2 separate regions of the Mus musculus genome follow, and region 1 is linked to region 2. The links are chromatin loops, found by intact Hi-C in ENCODE. Cell type or tissue: left cerebral cortex. All regions are shown on one strand.

Evidence for each region. Hi-C counts contacts between places; a loop is a spot of excess contacts. Peaks named below come from ENCODE experiments on the same cell type or tissue, not always from the same donor. Only the 100,000 strongest peaks of a DNase experiment are listed, where the experiment ranks them.
Region 1: it touches region 2 in a loop (2.0-fold over the local background); 9 of 42 quality-filtered maps call a loop at or near these places.

What each region holds. Positions count from the first base shown.
Region 1 is chr1:54,966,173-54,974,172 of GRCm38, reverse strand. No RefSeq gene overlaps it. Among named protein-coding and RNA genes, the nearest start is that of Ankrd44, 44 kb to the right of the region's middle. In left cerebral cortex, no CTCF peak of the experiment used is centred here; a DNase peak (open chromatin) is centred at 4,016.
Region 2 is chr1:54,752,215-54,760,214 of GRCm38, reverse strand. It overlaps Ankrd44 (ankyrin repeat domain 44), which reads left to right. Exons shown (of 28, transcript NM_001081433.3): 9 at 7,247-7,325. All of the region lies in intron 3 of 4930444A19Rik (a long non-coding RNA gene), which reads right to left. Among named protein-coding and RNA genes, the nearest start is that of 4930444A19Rik, 75 kb to the right of the region's middle. In left cerebral cortex, a CTCF peak has its summit at 4,292; no DNase peak of the experiment used is centred here.

The DNA.
Region 1 (8,000 bases), 210 kb before region 2:
CTGCCATCTACAACAGTGACCTGCCTGCAGTATATACTGGTGCAGTGTGGTACAGATGTTATGAGAGTAACCAACCACTTTTTGATTGGATTTAAGCTACTCTGTGAGAGGGAACATATAGCTGACATTGCTAAAGTGGTCAAGAATCTGAGACTAGATGGACCCTAGGGAAAAACCTATTACTATTTTTTTATTTTAAAAAATTATAATCATACCACTTCCATCCTCCCTGTCAGAAATCTTAAAATTTCATGCAGTTCTTGGCATTATTTCATGTCCTGTTGGAAAGTCCATGTACATATTTTGAAAAGTTTTCAATTATCAGCTTCAGAGTTTCAGGTCTCATATGAAAGTTTTTGATCCGTTTTAAACTGACTTTTGTGTGGGGTGAGATATCGCAGTCCAGCTTCATTCTTCTACCTGCGAACATCCAGTTTTTCTAGTACCATTACTGAAACGGCTGCCTTTCCTTCAATGTTTGTTGAAACCTTTCAACAAACCTTTCAACCTTTGCCAGGCAGCTGTTGCCATGTTGGCTCCTTTCTGGGTTTAGTGTTTTTGTTTTGCCCATTCTGTTTTTGTATTAATACCATTGTTACTGTGGTTCTGTGTAGTCTCCCCTCCCCCAGCCTTAGGGTTCCACTGTTTACACCTGGATGGAGTTTACCTGCTCAATCGTTTTGCCACGCCTACTGCTGGAACCTGTGGCGTTGTTGTTTGGAGCCACCCACGTGGTCACCCTGCTACTGGTCCCCCCGGACTATTTGGCGGGAATCTACCCCCCCCCCCTTCCTCTCCTTCATAACTGCGTGCTGATTTAGTAAAATTGAGCTTTGATCAGAGTTGCTTTTGACTTGGCTCCGTTCTTTCTTCCGTCCCTCTAGTTCCTCTCTTTCAGCCCGAGCTGCCATCTCAGTTAAACCATTTTTGACATGTTTGCTCTTTTTGCTGACGATTGTTTTAGCTGTTTGGAATAATTTGTGTTTCCATGTGAAGTTTAGGCTTATTTGGTTTTGTGTGTGAGTGTGAAGTGTGTTACTAGAATTTTGATGAGGAGTGTCTTGAATCTGTGGCTCTCTTTTGGTGACAGAGCCAGTTTCACAGTTTGGATTCTGCCAATCCACAAGCACAAGAGGCACACTCATCTTCTGTCTTCTTCACTTTTTTTCTTCAGTGCTTTACAGTTTCCATCACAGAAATTCTTCATTTTGTTTCGGTTTATCCTTAGGTCTTTTATTTAGAAACTTTTATTTAGAAACTTTTATTTAGAAACTCAATAGGAGTTTTTAATTTAAATTTCTTTTTGCGTTTTTGATAATTTCATATAATGTCTTTACATCACTTCTATCATTCTTTTTCCCATTTCAACTCTTCCCATGTTTCCTCTGACTCCCTCTCAAGTTCATGACCTCTTGTATAATTATTGTTATAGGCATCTGCATCTATCTATCTATCTATCTATCTATCTATCTATCTATCTATCTATCTATCCATCCATCCATCCATCCATCCATCCATCCATCCATCCGTATACACCTCCTACATTTATCTCCCACTGCTCCCATTTAGTGTTGATTTTATGTACACACGCTCAGGGCTGACTCCTGGGATTGGGGAACATATCAGGCGATCATTAACAGAGAAGACCGATTCTCCCTCCCCAGCAGCTACTGTTTCAACTAGAAGTCTAAGGATACCAGCCAGTCTAGAATGTGAGCTGTGAGGAGAGTGGGTGTGAGGAGAGTGGGTGTGAGGAGAGTGGGTGTGAGGAGAGTGGGTGAGGAGAGTGGGTGTCCAAATGCTTCCCTGGCTGTAGCAGGGTCACTGCAAATCGGGGGACAGATGCTGTTTTTGACTTGGGCTGCTATGTATGCAGAGTATTGACTTTCTTTGCCTCATTTGCTCCTGAGGAAAAAAAATGTGTAAATGTTTGCATCTGGAGTAACTTCATGTGTGCACAGGGAGGAGGCCAGGAAATGAAAACCATGTGGTGCAGATTTGGGCCTTGAAGCTCCATGCTTGCCCACAAGGAAGAAGAAGAAAACATGCCAGTGATGGTTTTAGGTGGTCGTTAGGAGGAATGTGAACTAGGCCCATGTTCCTTGCCTGCTTCTGCTTCTCTCGAGCAATAGTTTCTGTTCCTTAGGCAGAGTAACAGCAAAATCACATTTCATTTGTTGAAATCTGACAAAATTGAACAGAATAAGAGGCTCAGGATGCTGTAGTAAAAATGACCTATAAATGTAAATGACCCTCCAATGACTTGGCCTCAGGCACTGTATTAGTCAGTTTTCTCTAAGAGTAACAGAATTTATAGAATGAATTTCTCTCTCCATATAAAACAGGGATTTATTAAATGACTCAAAGACTTTGGTCCAGCTAATTCAACAATGGCTGGCTGGGAATTGGAAGTCAGAGGCTAGATGCCTTAGCTGGTCTTCAGAAGACGCTGGAATCCTGAAGACGTAGGCTGTAATGCCAGTGAAGGAATGGATTTGCTAGGAAGGTGAGGGCAAGCAGGCAAAGAGCCAACGCTTCCTTCTACCATGTCCTTAGAAAGGCTTCCAGCAAGAGGCGGGGCCCAGATTAAAGGTGTGTCTTCTTGCCTCAAAGATCAATTAGAAGTGGATCTACCTACTTCAAATTGAGTAAAAATCCCTCACAGGAGTACCTTCCATGTTTGGATTTTACTTAATTCCCGATGTAGTCAGGTTGGCGACCAAGCATGGTCATCACAGGCTCATTCTGGAGTATCATGGAGTTGTGTGAACTTGGATGATGCTTCTCCTTGCCATCTTCTGCTGTGGTGCCTGCTGGATGCTCATGTTTACAGCACGAGTCTTGAAAAGTAAGTTCTCTATTAACCGCTCCTATCCTTTCAAAGTCACCATTGTACAAAGAACTTAGTCAGATAGGGACAGTGGAGGAGTGGACAGCCAGAGTCTGACAGGGCTGGGAGGCACTGGCATAAATTGGAGAGTGGATTACAAAACAAGGATGGACATTTGTGAATCAAATGGATCAGCCATGAGTGAGAGAAGTACGAATATTATTTGATGGGCTGGTGCAGTATCAGGCTCACAGTGATCTCAGAGACAAGGGAATCCCCAGAAATTCATGGCCCAGCCAGTCGGGCATACACGGTGGTGTCGACTGAGGCGGAGGATGATAATTGACACATAGAGGTCACTCCCTAACCTCCTCATGAATGCCGTGACACACATATACACATAAGAATGCAGAGATAGGGAGAGGGAGAGGGAGAGGGAGAGGGAGAGGGAGAGGGAGAGGGAGAGGGAGAGGGAGAGGGAGAGGGAGAGGGAGAGGGAGAGGGAGAGGGAGAGGGAGAGGGAGAGGGAGAGAGAGGGAGAGGTTTTTTAAAATCTACCTTTGGAGAGTTAGCCCATGGCCTTGCATAAGTCAGGCAAACACTGATTTGCATCTCTAGACTTTCTCCTCTTTTTTATTTTGATTGAGAACCTAGCCTTTAGTGACTGAACCGTTTCTCCAGCCCTTCTTTTTACTTTGAGACAGGGTCTCCCTATGTAGTCTAGGCTGGCCTTAAACTCTTAATTCTCTTGCCTTAAAATAAAGGGAATTACAGGTGTGTGATTACAGGGAATTAAAGTATACCGTCAGGCATACTTTCAAAAGATTCTTGATCTCAGGTTGGAAAACTGATTTAGCCAAAAGGATATTGTCTGTCTGTCTGTTTGTTTGTCTATCTCTGTGGCAACAGACAGCTACATCTATACCTTGAGACAGGAGACCAAAGAAACTTCCTTGCAAGGCCTGTGGCTTAACATGGAGGGGAGAACAGAGCAATTGTTCTGGAGTAAAAAGTTAATGCTTCTAAAATTTCTTTATTTTAAAAGTTTGGATTTAACATCTGTGGTGGAGAGAATAAAATAAATCCCAACTGGCCTCCTTCTTTGTCTTATTTCTCATTTAAGCATGGGGGTGGAAAGAGGCTGCAATTGAAACATGAGCCATGAAAACACAGTGATTCACAGTTAGGAAGCCAATGGTTTACAGATGGCACAAACAAGAGAGAAGTGGGGAGGGGTAGAGAGGGGCAGGGAGACCACAGACCAGGTAGAAATCCAGGCTAACAACAACACTATCTCTGGACTTCTTGAGAATTCTATAAATTGGCACAAAGAATAGTAGAGATAGCATGTAACATGTTTTATATTTAGATTTCTATGTATTCCCAATCTGGCCCAGTCAAAATGGACATTTTTGGTTCAAGGGTTCTTCTGCTGAACCAGCGGGACCTCAGGCATGCTCAGTATGAACTCTCCTCTGAGTTCCACTTCCCTTCGTCCCCACAGGCTCTTTCCTCACACACTAGGAAGCACAAAAGGGCTAAGATGGGACTAGTTGTTATCACTGTATTAAAACTGGAACCCAACAAGCCAGTGACAACAACAGTGGTTTCTGCCCATCTCTATACGTAAGGGATGCTCACTCCTCATCCAGTAAACGCCCTAGAAATGGAAGGGTAGAGTCGGGAAGCACAGGGCGAAAAGCTTTTCCTGACACCACAGGGTGGTGGTGCTCATGAACTCACAGCAGTTGTGGCCGTTCACACACACAAAGCCTGCCCAGTATCAAGCCAGTCAGCATTACAGCATGGAAGGGTGTGGGGGAACCCCTTCCCTGGCAAGAACTCAAGAGATCTGAGGAGCTTCTGATGATTGACAGCTGCTAGAGGAGGGCGAGTCAGCTTTCTTTAGGGGTGTGGAGCTTGGTGGGTCAGTCATGGTCCTGTGGATGCCTACCCACCTTTGAGTATACAGGCAGAAAGAACACTTTGGGCTCTGTGGTGTTTGTTTTGTTCTGTTTTTTTTTTCTTCATTCAAAACAGGGTCTCTCTGTGTAGCCCTGGCATTTCTGTAACTAATTCTGTAGACCTAAGTTGGCCTCAAACTCACAGAGATTCACCTGCCTCTGCCTCCCAAGTGCTGGGATTAAGGGTGCATGTCACCACCTTCCAGCTTGGGTTCTGTGGGTTATTAAAAAGAAGACGACGTGAAGTTAGGAGAGGGTGAGGCAAGATTTCAAGGAGTAGGAGGGGTGGGGTTGAGGATAACCAAAATACACTGTATGAATGTATGAAATACCTTAGTAATTAATAAAACACATTTAAAAGTTCCCTCTAGCATTAGCTTCCTTTCAAATAGACATTTTCTTCTTCTCTCCTTCCTTCCCCTGGTCCTCTTCCTCCTCTTCCTCCTCCTCGTTTTCTTCAGAATTTTGCCCAAGCTATTGTTGAATTCAAGATCCCCCTGTGTCAACTTTCTACGTGCTAAGGTAATAAGATTACAGATATATACTATCATACCTGGCTCTCTCAATAGACATTTAAAGATTAAAAAAAAAAAGAGCCATTAAGCTCAGCCAAGTGTGGAAGTGGTAACTTAAGGGTTCTTTGGAAAGTCAGTTGTGTTGCATGATGTTTCGCTGGGGCAAACATGAAAAGGAATGTTTCACGGAAGCAGACACAAGTAAAAGGATGTTCTGCTAAAACAAGCATGTGAAAAGACATGTGGTGAAGGATTCTTCACTAACAGCATGTACATGTATTGGTCTGCCTTACACTGCATGGTTGAACTGCATGTGTTAGGAGTCCACAGAGAGAAATGCATCACAAAACTTCTGGTGGTGTGCTGTAGTTTCTTGCTGCTTTCTTAGACTCAGGCTGATTGGCAGAGTGAGGTCAGCTGAGACGGACACATGTGCTGAGGCAAGACCCATGGAGGACATGCAATGTTTGGAGGATATAGGAGGAGGCGGTGGCAGGATTTCCCCTGTTCAATCACATTAAAATATTAGTGCAGCAGGAGACCTGTGATTGGACAGGGAAGAGGGAGGCGGAGCTAAGAGTTGGAGAGATAGAGAGTGTCTCAGGGATAGGAGGGAGAGGCCAAGATGGAGGAGGACAGAAAGGAGGAAAACCAGTGTGGCTTTAGACAGCCACAGGTAGTTATGATATCATAAGGTTAGATTAATTCGGATAAAACTTTGATCATTATCAATTGGTTCTGAAATTATTGTATTGGCATCTTGTGAATTGAGAATTTATTGATAAATCTGCCTTGTGAATTGTAAGCTGCTAGAGTTTTGTTTTACTGGGTTACTGGAATGTGGGAGTGTTGACTACAGGGGTTTATGGCTGAGAAGGAACTAGCGGCTCCAGAGACAAGTGAACCAGGGCAGAGAGTTGTGGCGGCTGATCACAGGGTGGATGGTCATTGCGTGGGGCTGGCATGGCAGTGAAGGGAATTCTGGCCCTGTCAGAGTTATCGGGCAAAGAGTAGCACAGAGGGATCACTGGGACAGAGAGAGGCTGACAGTAGCGCTGGAACCCCAGTGGTCATTTTTAATATTTTCCGCAACAGATATAAATAAGACTCGAGAGACAGTGACAGAGATGTTTCTTGTGAGGCTATGCCAGTGCCTGGCAAATACAGAAGTGGATGCTCACAGTCATCTATAGGATGGAACACAGGGCCCTCAATGGAGGAGCTAGAGAAAGTACCCAAGGAGCTGAAGGGGTCTGCAACCCTATAGGTGGAACAACAATATGAACTAATCAGTACCCCCAGAGCTCGTGTCTCTAGCTGCATATGTAGCAGAAGATGGCCTAGTTGGCCATCATTGGGAAGAGAGGCCCCTTGGCATTGCAAACTTTATATGCCTCAGTACAGGGGAATGCCAGGGCCAAGAAGTGGGAGTGGGTGGGTAGGGGAGTAGGGCAGGGGGAGGGTATAGGGGACTTTGGGGATAACATTTGAAATGTAAATGAAGAAAATATCTAATAAAAAGTTAAAATGCAAGATAATTGAGGTACAGATTGTAAACTCATTATGTTAGGATAGATGATAAAATACTTTATCTAAATTGCCAAATATAATGGACTGGACATTAAAAAAAAAAAAGAGAGACAGTGACAGTGATCTTGGCTTGCTGTTGGTCTTGAGTCTTCATGATCTTCACTTCTCTGAGAGAGGCACAGCCTGAGAACTTTCCCTGGTGTCTCTCCAGGTCCCTCCTGCTGACTCTGGCTGGTACCTGCTGACTCTGGCTGAGGCTGAGGCCTGGCTGTCTCTGCTGTGTCATGCCACCACTGCTGATTCATGCTTGCTATCCTGACTCTACCATACTAGACTGCTGGTGTATCCATGAAGTGTTTGTGAGTGGATCGAGCTGCCACTGCTAACCTGTAAACCGAACTGCCGATTTCCAGACAACACAGATGGGAATTGCTCCAAAGAACCTTTCTAAACAGGTCCATTTTCCCTGTATCCTTTCTTTCCCACTACCTCTGTTGGGCGGTGGGTTAAAAGGGAGGTGAAAGTGTTTAAGAGCCATCATTAAAAATAAGGTTTGAAAAAAAAAAACAAAAACAAAGTTACAATGGTTAATGCCTGTAATCTCAGCTCTTGGGGATGGGGTATATGCAGGGTGAGATAGAAGGATTTTGAGTTCAGGGTCAGACTGGGCTATTAGCAAAACTCTAATTCAAAGAAAGAAAGAAAGAAAGCCCCCCAAAACAACCCACTAAATAATAACTAAATGAAGGGATGGCCGGAAGATCAGGATAGATGATCCTTGGTGGTCTTCTGAAAGGATTTAGTTAGTATGGAATGAGATTTCCATAGTGCTTTTTTTTTCAGCATATCTGAAGTGTAGCCAGTGTGTTCAACTATAAGGAAGATTGGCTTTGTTCACAGCTCTTTATAAGGAAAGTCACTCTTCTACACGGTGACCCTGAGTGGCTTTTGCTTACATTTCTCTGGTGGGAACTGAGTTTTATGGCCAGAAAAGATGGTTAAGAAGTTTACTCTCCCTCCTACCCCCCAGCCTCCACTCTGCTCAAACTCACCGTGTAGCTGGAGATGGCCTTGAACTTTTAATGCCCCAGCCTCAACTTACTGAAGTCCTTCCATGTACCACCGTGCCTGGTTTTACATGGTGCTGGGAATAGAACCTAG
Region 2 (8,000 bases):
GGGATGGCTTTAAAATAACTGAAAGTTAGTGAAATTGGAGTAGGTAATGAGTCATGAGGATGAGGAATGGGAGGGGCCAATGAGGAATGTGAGGAGCCAATGAGGAATGGGAGGAGCCAATGAGGAATGGGAGGAGTTCATGGGGAATGGGAAGAGTCCATGAGGAATGGGACAGCCCATGAGGAATGAGAGGAGCCAATGAGGAACAGGAGGAGTCCATGAGGAGTGGGAGGGGCCCATGAGGAGTGGGAGGGGCCACTGAAGAATGGAAAGGACCACTCAAGGGGAGAAGTCTTGCAGAGGGAGAATCATCAAAGGTTGGCAAGACAAGGGGTAGGACCTGAAGATGAGGAATGGAATCTTGGAAGGGGCATGACACTATAGAATGCACACATGTTTTGTTCTGGGGCTAGACTGCATTAATAAAATGTAACCTATCTGTGCTTTGTAAAATAAGGGAAATAATAGCATCTTCTTCATGGGCATGTTGTGGAGATTAAGCATAGTTGTCATATCTAATTGTACAGCTCAGAGCTATCATACAGTAAGCACTTGATATTGTTCACATTCTCCGAGAGGATGCCAGGAGCAAGGGTAGGCATAGGAAGCAAGCTGACTCTTTTTATTTTGTGTGTGGGTACAGTGTTTATGCCATAGCACACGCCCATGTGGAGGTCAGAGGACAATCTGCAGGAGTTAGTTCTCTTCTTGTATTAGGTGGGTTATGGGAATTGAACTTGAGTACCCTGGCTTGGAAGTGAGCACCCTTCCTTACCCACTGAACCATCATCTCACAGGTTCTGCATTTAAATTTTGAGAACCTCATGTTGAGCCAGGTTGAGGACACAGTAGTGGAAAATGTCATGTTATAGCATAGAACAGTAAAGGATATGAAAAAATAGGACTTAGGTTGCTTCAGTCACATAAAGATGACAGGAAGGGGCCGTTGTCATCTGCGGAGAGAGTATATAACAGCATGACTGGAGAAGCTGAGGGAAGTCTGAAGGAGCTCTTGACCCTTAGGGTTGGGAGAAGGAAGATACAGAGCAAGGATGAGAAAGAGATAGGAAAGGGAAGAAAGAACTGAAGGGAGTGTGATATCTTCACGAAGGTCTGAGGGATGCAGAAAGGGAAAAATAGAACCAGTGAAGAGTGTTTCAGAGCTCCACATTCTATATACGGAGCCCGTGCAGGGTCTCAGGGAGAGGTGAGAAGGCCTTAAAGCAAGGGAGAGACCAAGGAGACACAAACCAAAGTGACAAAGAGTTTTTGTGTGGGGTAGAATTTACAGAGTCTGGTAGTCATGGGGAGAAACAAGCTCACAACGGGCCTGTGGGCATCTGTGGGTTCTTTCAGACTAAGGTGGAGGATGGGCATTGGATAAAGGCATCATCTTTGTGACCCTCCACTTCGTTAACTCACAGGTTGTCTGATATTCCCCATACCTTGCAAAATGCATCTTAGTGCTCTTGCTGTGTCTGATGCCCAGATATGCCGCCTCCTGCCATGCCTGCCTGCTTCTTCCAGTTGGCTACCCAGTACTCAGTTCAAATCAGATAATGGACTTGTTACATGGTCAGCTTATCTCCTTTACCATAGACCAGAGGGGCTGGAGAAATGGCTCAGCAGTCAATAGTTCTTGACACTCCTACAAAGGACTTGGTTTTGATTCCCAGTAACTAAATCCAGGGGGTTTAAAGCCACCTATGACTCCAGTTTCAGAGTTTCTAATGTCATCTTCTGGTATCTGTAGGTACCTGCACACACACATATAGTGCACATATATGCACTTAGGCACACATGTACATATACATTAGAATAAATAATATATACTTAGCATTGATGCTTAATTTTTCTTATAGATCATTAATCATAAATAGGATGCAAGAAATGGCATCTTAAAAACCATAGATGGGTTTAACTGTATCTACTTTCTGTAGAGGGGTTTTGAATGCACATCTAACCTTTCCCAGCCTCTCTTTATCTCCTGTCTATCTGGTCTGAGTGTGTGACCATCAGATCCTCCTTTAAGGTTCAGTGTACATTCTAAATGAGCCCACCACCTTCCCTTAAATATAGTCTTCCTGTCAGTATGTAGATTTCTAGTTAAAGTTGTACTATGTTGCTTTTAGATTTTGAAAATGCATGTGGATATTATTAGACAGTTTGGGTTTTTTTTTTTAAGATTTTTTTTCAAGTTTAAGAGAAACAGCATATTGAAATGCAGCCAGCACCCATCAGTGTTCACTTGGGTTTCCGCCACACTTATGGAACCCTGAGTGACGTCTTTATGAGCGGTAGAGTGGTGGAAAAGGGAGACGGTGTATGTTCCATGTGCACGGCACAGTCCCTGTTCCACTAGCTTCATCTCATCTCCCTAAGCTTTGGCCTTTCACTATTGAACCTCGGTAAAATAATAAAGGCATGTTGTTTTATATAAAACTCTATTGAAGATTCCCTTGTAATTTGCAATTAAGAAAAAATGTGTAATTTTTCTTCTCTATTACAGATTATAAGTTCTATAGTATCTCAATGCTTCTCTCCCCCAACAGTCAGACTTCAAGAATGTACTATATACAAAGCCACAGTGGAAAAGATAGAAAACATCTCAGATAGCTGCAGCCACATTGCTCAATTCCTGGTCACTAACATTTAGTCTGGTTCACTTGCTGCCTGTGGACCTTTGGAACATTTATAGCTAGGAGACTGGATCCTGCCATATATCTGCTGAGTGTGTCAGTTCTCTTATCTGTATGTTCTGGGGCTAATTTGTAAAATGGAATTTATCACAAACTGGAACAGGCAGAAGGAAGCGGCAGAAGAAGCATAGCCTTGGAGTTTGGGAGAGGAAGTAAAGAAAGGAAGGAAGGAAAGAAAAAGTGAACATTTGAGTCCACACGTGTCATATTTTGTATTTGAATCGTTAAAAACAGAACAAGCTGAACTACACGTGGCTTTTCCCAGTCAGCTTTCAGATACTCTCCTACTGACTTAGGATTCACTCGTGGGTAACTGAGTTCACATAATGACGCCCCTATCCTGACTTAGTGTGATCCCATAGCAACCTTATTGTCTTGAGATGGGGCACTGACTCCTGTGACTCTAGGATGCCACATGCCACAGAGCATGTCGTGTCTCCAGAGAGTCGCAGTGCCATTGAGGGAGGAAGCTTGGGATGTGTGAGAATGAACCCAGAATGCATTATGTATAGAAGAAAGGCTGAATGGGCTCCCAAGGAACGTGATGGGCAAGACAACTTATATATTCTATTTAGTTCAAGAACGTGTTGGGTTCTACTCTACATGAAGTACTAGTATTTGTCACACAGTTATCATAATTCTTGCTAATTTCCTCTTACGGCTCAGGACTTGACCATACTTAACAAAAGGGGTTCTTGTTTAATCAAGTGAAGTCTCAAAATACAAAATCCAATGTCTTAAATCTGATGGGAATAATATACACAAGAAATTGGAGGGATATTAGGAATTAATAAAAGTATTTCTTTTCCATAAAAGCAAAGCCTTGAACAAATAGAAGGATTGAGCACAATTGTCCCGGGTACACAGGCAGTATTGCCCTGGTCCAAAGTACTGGGGACAGTAGCAACCACAGGTCCCAGGCTGAAGAGGCAGAAAGGGAAATGTAGCAGGGTTTCTACTTTCAGCTTGAATACTGAGTTCTAAATGTTAAAGACTTAAGAAGGAACATTGACTGCCTTTTGAATGTCCTTGGTTGTCAGGTTTTTATTTTTTATTTTTTTGAAAGAATGAATACTCCCTACATCCGTACCATGTAAGCACAGCGGCCTCCAAATGGCAGCCATGAAGCCGAGGACAGTTGGTTATGACCCAGACCCCTGAGTAGGCGAACAAAGCCAAGTCTGCAGGGATAGATCTGAGATGAGCGCCATCGGCACCAGGCAGCCCAGCTCTGCATTGTATCAGCTGTGGTCATTCCTGCTTCTCTGTCCCTATACCAAAAGCCCAGACACTCCCATTGGGTAGAGCGTGGTGGTTGCTGTCTTCCACTCAGGACTGACTTTGCAATCTATATGCTAGTAATTGCCTGCGCCTGCCCTGGCTCGCAGCTGCACTATATACAGCTACCAACTGAGGAATCCTCAGTAGAGACTTCAAACTCTTTTCCAAGCATGGGAAAGTGCCTGCTTCAATATTTATCAAGATATTTCCTAAACATGAAGTATTCATAGCTTTATATACATTTAATTAAATCATAATTACTTCAGTTTTATATTAAATCTAAGCGCTAATACTGAAGCAAAATTTAAAGAAACAGCACCACCTACGGACAAGTCAGTGTTAACTCTGAAGTCCCACCTTCACTGTCCATGAGTCTTGGACTATAGTCCCTGTCCCTCTTACTTGGTGTGTGTGTGTGTGTGTGTGTGTGTGTGTGTGTGTGTGTGTGTGTGTGTGTGTATTCATTTCTCCAGAGTGGTCCCCAGGTATTAGAGTTATTGGAACTGTCTCCACTCCAGACCAGACTCTGGAATTATGTGGCTTTTGAAATGTCTATGAGTGTGCCAAGGTCAGCACTGTAGACAAATATTCTTCTCCCACTGGCTTTTCCTTTAAAAGGTGTCAGTCTTACTTCTACCCTTTTTCAATATTTGCTGATTCAGACTCTATTAATATTATATGGGTCCTAATATCTTCCCTCCCATATACCAGAGAAAAATTTTAACTTTATTGTTTGTTTCTTCAATTGGGTTGTAGTTATCACTGTGATCGAATCTTTTGTTGGCAGAGACTTTGTGTAGCTACAGTCCTTTTTTCAAAGGAATACTTATAGGATATAATAAAGCTAAAAAGCAAATAAATAAATGAAATAAACAGCAAAACAACAGCAACCAGCACACCACCACCCATAGTCTAAAGCATGGTTCTTAGCCACGGCTCTTAACGGTACAGTTGTACTGTGCAAGCTTGAGGAGATGATGGGGATGCTGAGACTCAGTAGGTATGAGTTAGTGCACAGAATTCATGTCACAAATTAGAGCCCTGGGTAGGGGTGGATCTCCTCTAAGAGATACTTATTTAACAATTATTTGCTTTCAATTGGGGACTTTAAAAACCACTTTAAAGCCTAGATGTTTAGATTTTATCACAAGATGGAGTACTCATGTGTGTCACTTTATATTTTAACCTGAATTTGAAAAAAGGTTTTCTACAGATATTTAGGAACTAACAGTAACAACCATCTAAAACAATTCCTGAGGACAGTAAGCTGGCTCAACAAGTGAAGAAAGGCTCCCGCCACTAAGCTTGTTGACCCGAGTTAGAACTTTGGATACCACACGATAGAAGATAAGAACTGGCTTGCTCAAGTTACACTCTGACTTCCATATGTACATGGTGGCATATGCATCCACACACATATACATTACATACATTAAGTAAAATGTAATAAAGTTAAAAAGCAACGCTTAAACGCTTAAGATAGAGGAACTTTTCATCATAAGTTTAAACCTATCAGAAGTTTAAAATGCCTTTAACAAGTTTTCTCCCCACACTGAGCATCACTAGGCAGCAGTCCACTGCAGCATGTCTGCTGCTCACCTGCACGCTGCTGCTCACCTGCACGCTGCTGCTCACCTGCACGCTGCTGCTCACCTGCACGCTGCTCACCTGGACGCTGCTCACCTGCACGCTGCTCACCTGCACGCTGCTCACCTGCACGCTGCTGCTCACCTGCACACTGCTCACCTGCACGCTGCTCACCTGCACACGGCTCACCTGCACGCTGCTCACCTGCACGCTGCTCACCTGCACGCTGCTCACCTGCACGCTGCTCACCTGCACGCTGCTCACCTGCACGCTGCTCACCTGCACACTGCTCACCTGCACACCGCTGACCTGCACGCTGCTGTCCTCCCACCATACCTCCAGGGTTTCATACTGCATATTGTAGCCCAGAAAAGGAGCTACTTTGAAGCGTCAAGGCACAGTTTCTACTGAATATGAATAGCTCCACACGATCCCAAGCTCAGGAATGCCATATAGAGGAGCTGTTGTAGTTGAGGGAATGTCTGTACACCTGCTCCTCTGGACATTCTTTTGTTCCAGAATCAGCCAGGTTCTTTCAGATGCACTTTCATCTCTTAATTAACTGTGGGAGTCTGGTCTAACGGTCAGTAGGTAAGTTCTGTACATTGTCTATGTTTTGTCTTCGTCTGTTTTAGGAAATTTCCCAATTTTTCTGTCATGAGTAAGACATAAGTAAATTCAACCCACATTTACTAACTACCAATAAAATGCAGGGAATGGTTAGGGTTTCCCCTTGAGAGTTGCATCAATTTAGCCAGCAGTAGGTCAAACAGGCCCATGCAAGTTCACAATTGCTTACCTTTCTAGACACTGAGACAAACACCTCAGGAAATGTCCTTTGTCAATTTGATAACAAGGGAGAAGAGAACATTTGGGATGATCACTTCTCTAAGATTTTTTAAAGATGTGCTGTTAAATATGTATATATATATATATATATATTTTTTTTTTTTCAGCAGGTAAGGGTAAAGGTGAGCCTGTTACCTGAGTTTGATCCCTGGAACCCTCAGAGAGCTGGAAGGGGATAAAGGATTCTGCAAAGCTATCTTCTGGCTTCCACATGTACACGATCCCTGTCCCCCTGCTTCCCACCATTGCACATGTGTGTGTGCGAGCACACACACACACACACGCACACAAATAGTAATAATCAAATGTTAATGTTATGATGTTATACAGTAACTGGAGAAGTCTTGTATGTTGCATCTTTTATATAATATTTTTATTTTTTGAGAATCTCATACATGTATACAGTGTATTTTGATGAAATCTAACTGTTCCCTCCATAGATCAACTATCCCCACCGTGTATGCATGGATGTGGGGTCATTCACTGGAGCAGGTTAGGCCTACTAGGGACCCCAGCCCTAAATGCAACAGACTGCTCTTCTATTAGCAGCCATCGGTGATCAGTAACTCCACAGCCTGCTGCATAGGTGTTGAGGAAGCAGCAGGAGCTGCTGTGAGCCCTGAGCAAATCAGCCCTCTCGCGGGTCTGGGAAACAGTTGCCCTGTTCCTCTTAGACTCTCATTATTTCACACTTAATCTCTTCTTTGTCGAACACACTTTTAAAACACAACTGAAATTGATGTTCCCAGGACGTTGCGAGCGGCTTTCACGGTGATGATTCAGATCTATGATATGGCTCACAGCTTCCTTTCTCCTTTCTTATTTTGCAGAGTAAGGATGGCAAAAGTCCTCTGCACATGACAGCTGTCCATGGACGGTTCACGCGGTCACAAACCCTCATCCAGAATGGTAGGAGGCTTGCCTTGGTGGTGCTTCAAGTTTTGAACAGTTTTTCAGACTGATTGCATTGGTTTTAAGCAGCTGCATAAAAATCGATGCTGTGTTTGGGCTTTAGCAAGCGTGGGTTTCCATGAGGCTTTGCAGGCTGCTGGATGCTCACTGTACCCATATCCTCAGTTTCCCCCACTCGTGGGGAGAACATAGAATAATGTAGTCAATCCTCAGACAGGTGAAAACACACACTTGGCTCTTGGGAGAGATGGACAGGTTTGGTTTTTTAATTAGATATTTATTTACATTTCAAATGTTCTCCCCATTCCTAGTTTCCCCTATGTCCTCCCCTGTCCCCCTGCTCACCAACCCACCCACTTCCACTTCCTGGCCTTGGCATTCTCCTACACTGGTGCATAGAACCTTCACAGGACCAAGGGCCTCTCCTCCCATTGATGACCGACTAGGCCATCCTCTGCTACATATGCAGCTAGAGCCTCGAATCCCTCCATGTGTTTTCTTTGATTGGTGGTTTAGTCCCAGGGAGCTCTGGGGGTTAGTTCATATTGTTGTTCCTCCTATGGGGCTGTAAACCCCTTAAGCTCTTTGGGTACTTTCTCTAGCTCCTTTATTGGGGACTCTGTGCTCTGTCCAATGGATGGCTGTGAGCATCCACTTCCGTATTTGTCAGGC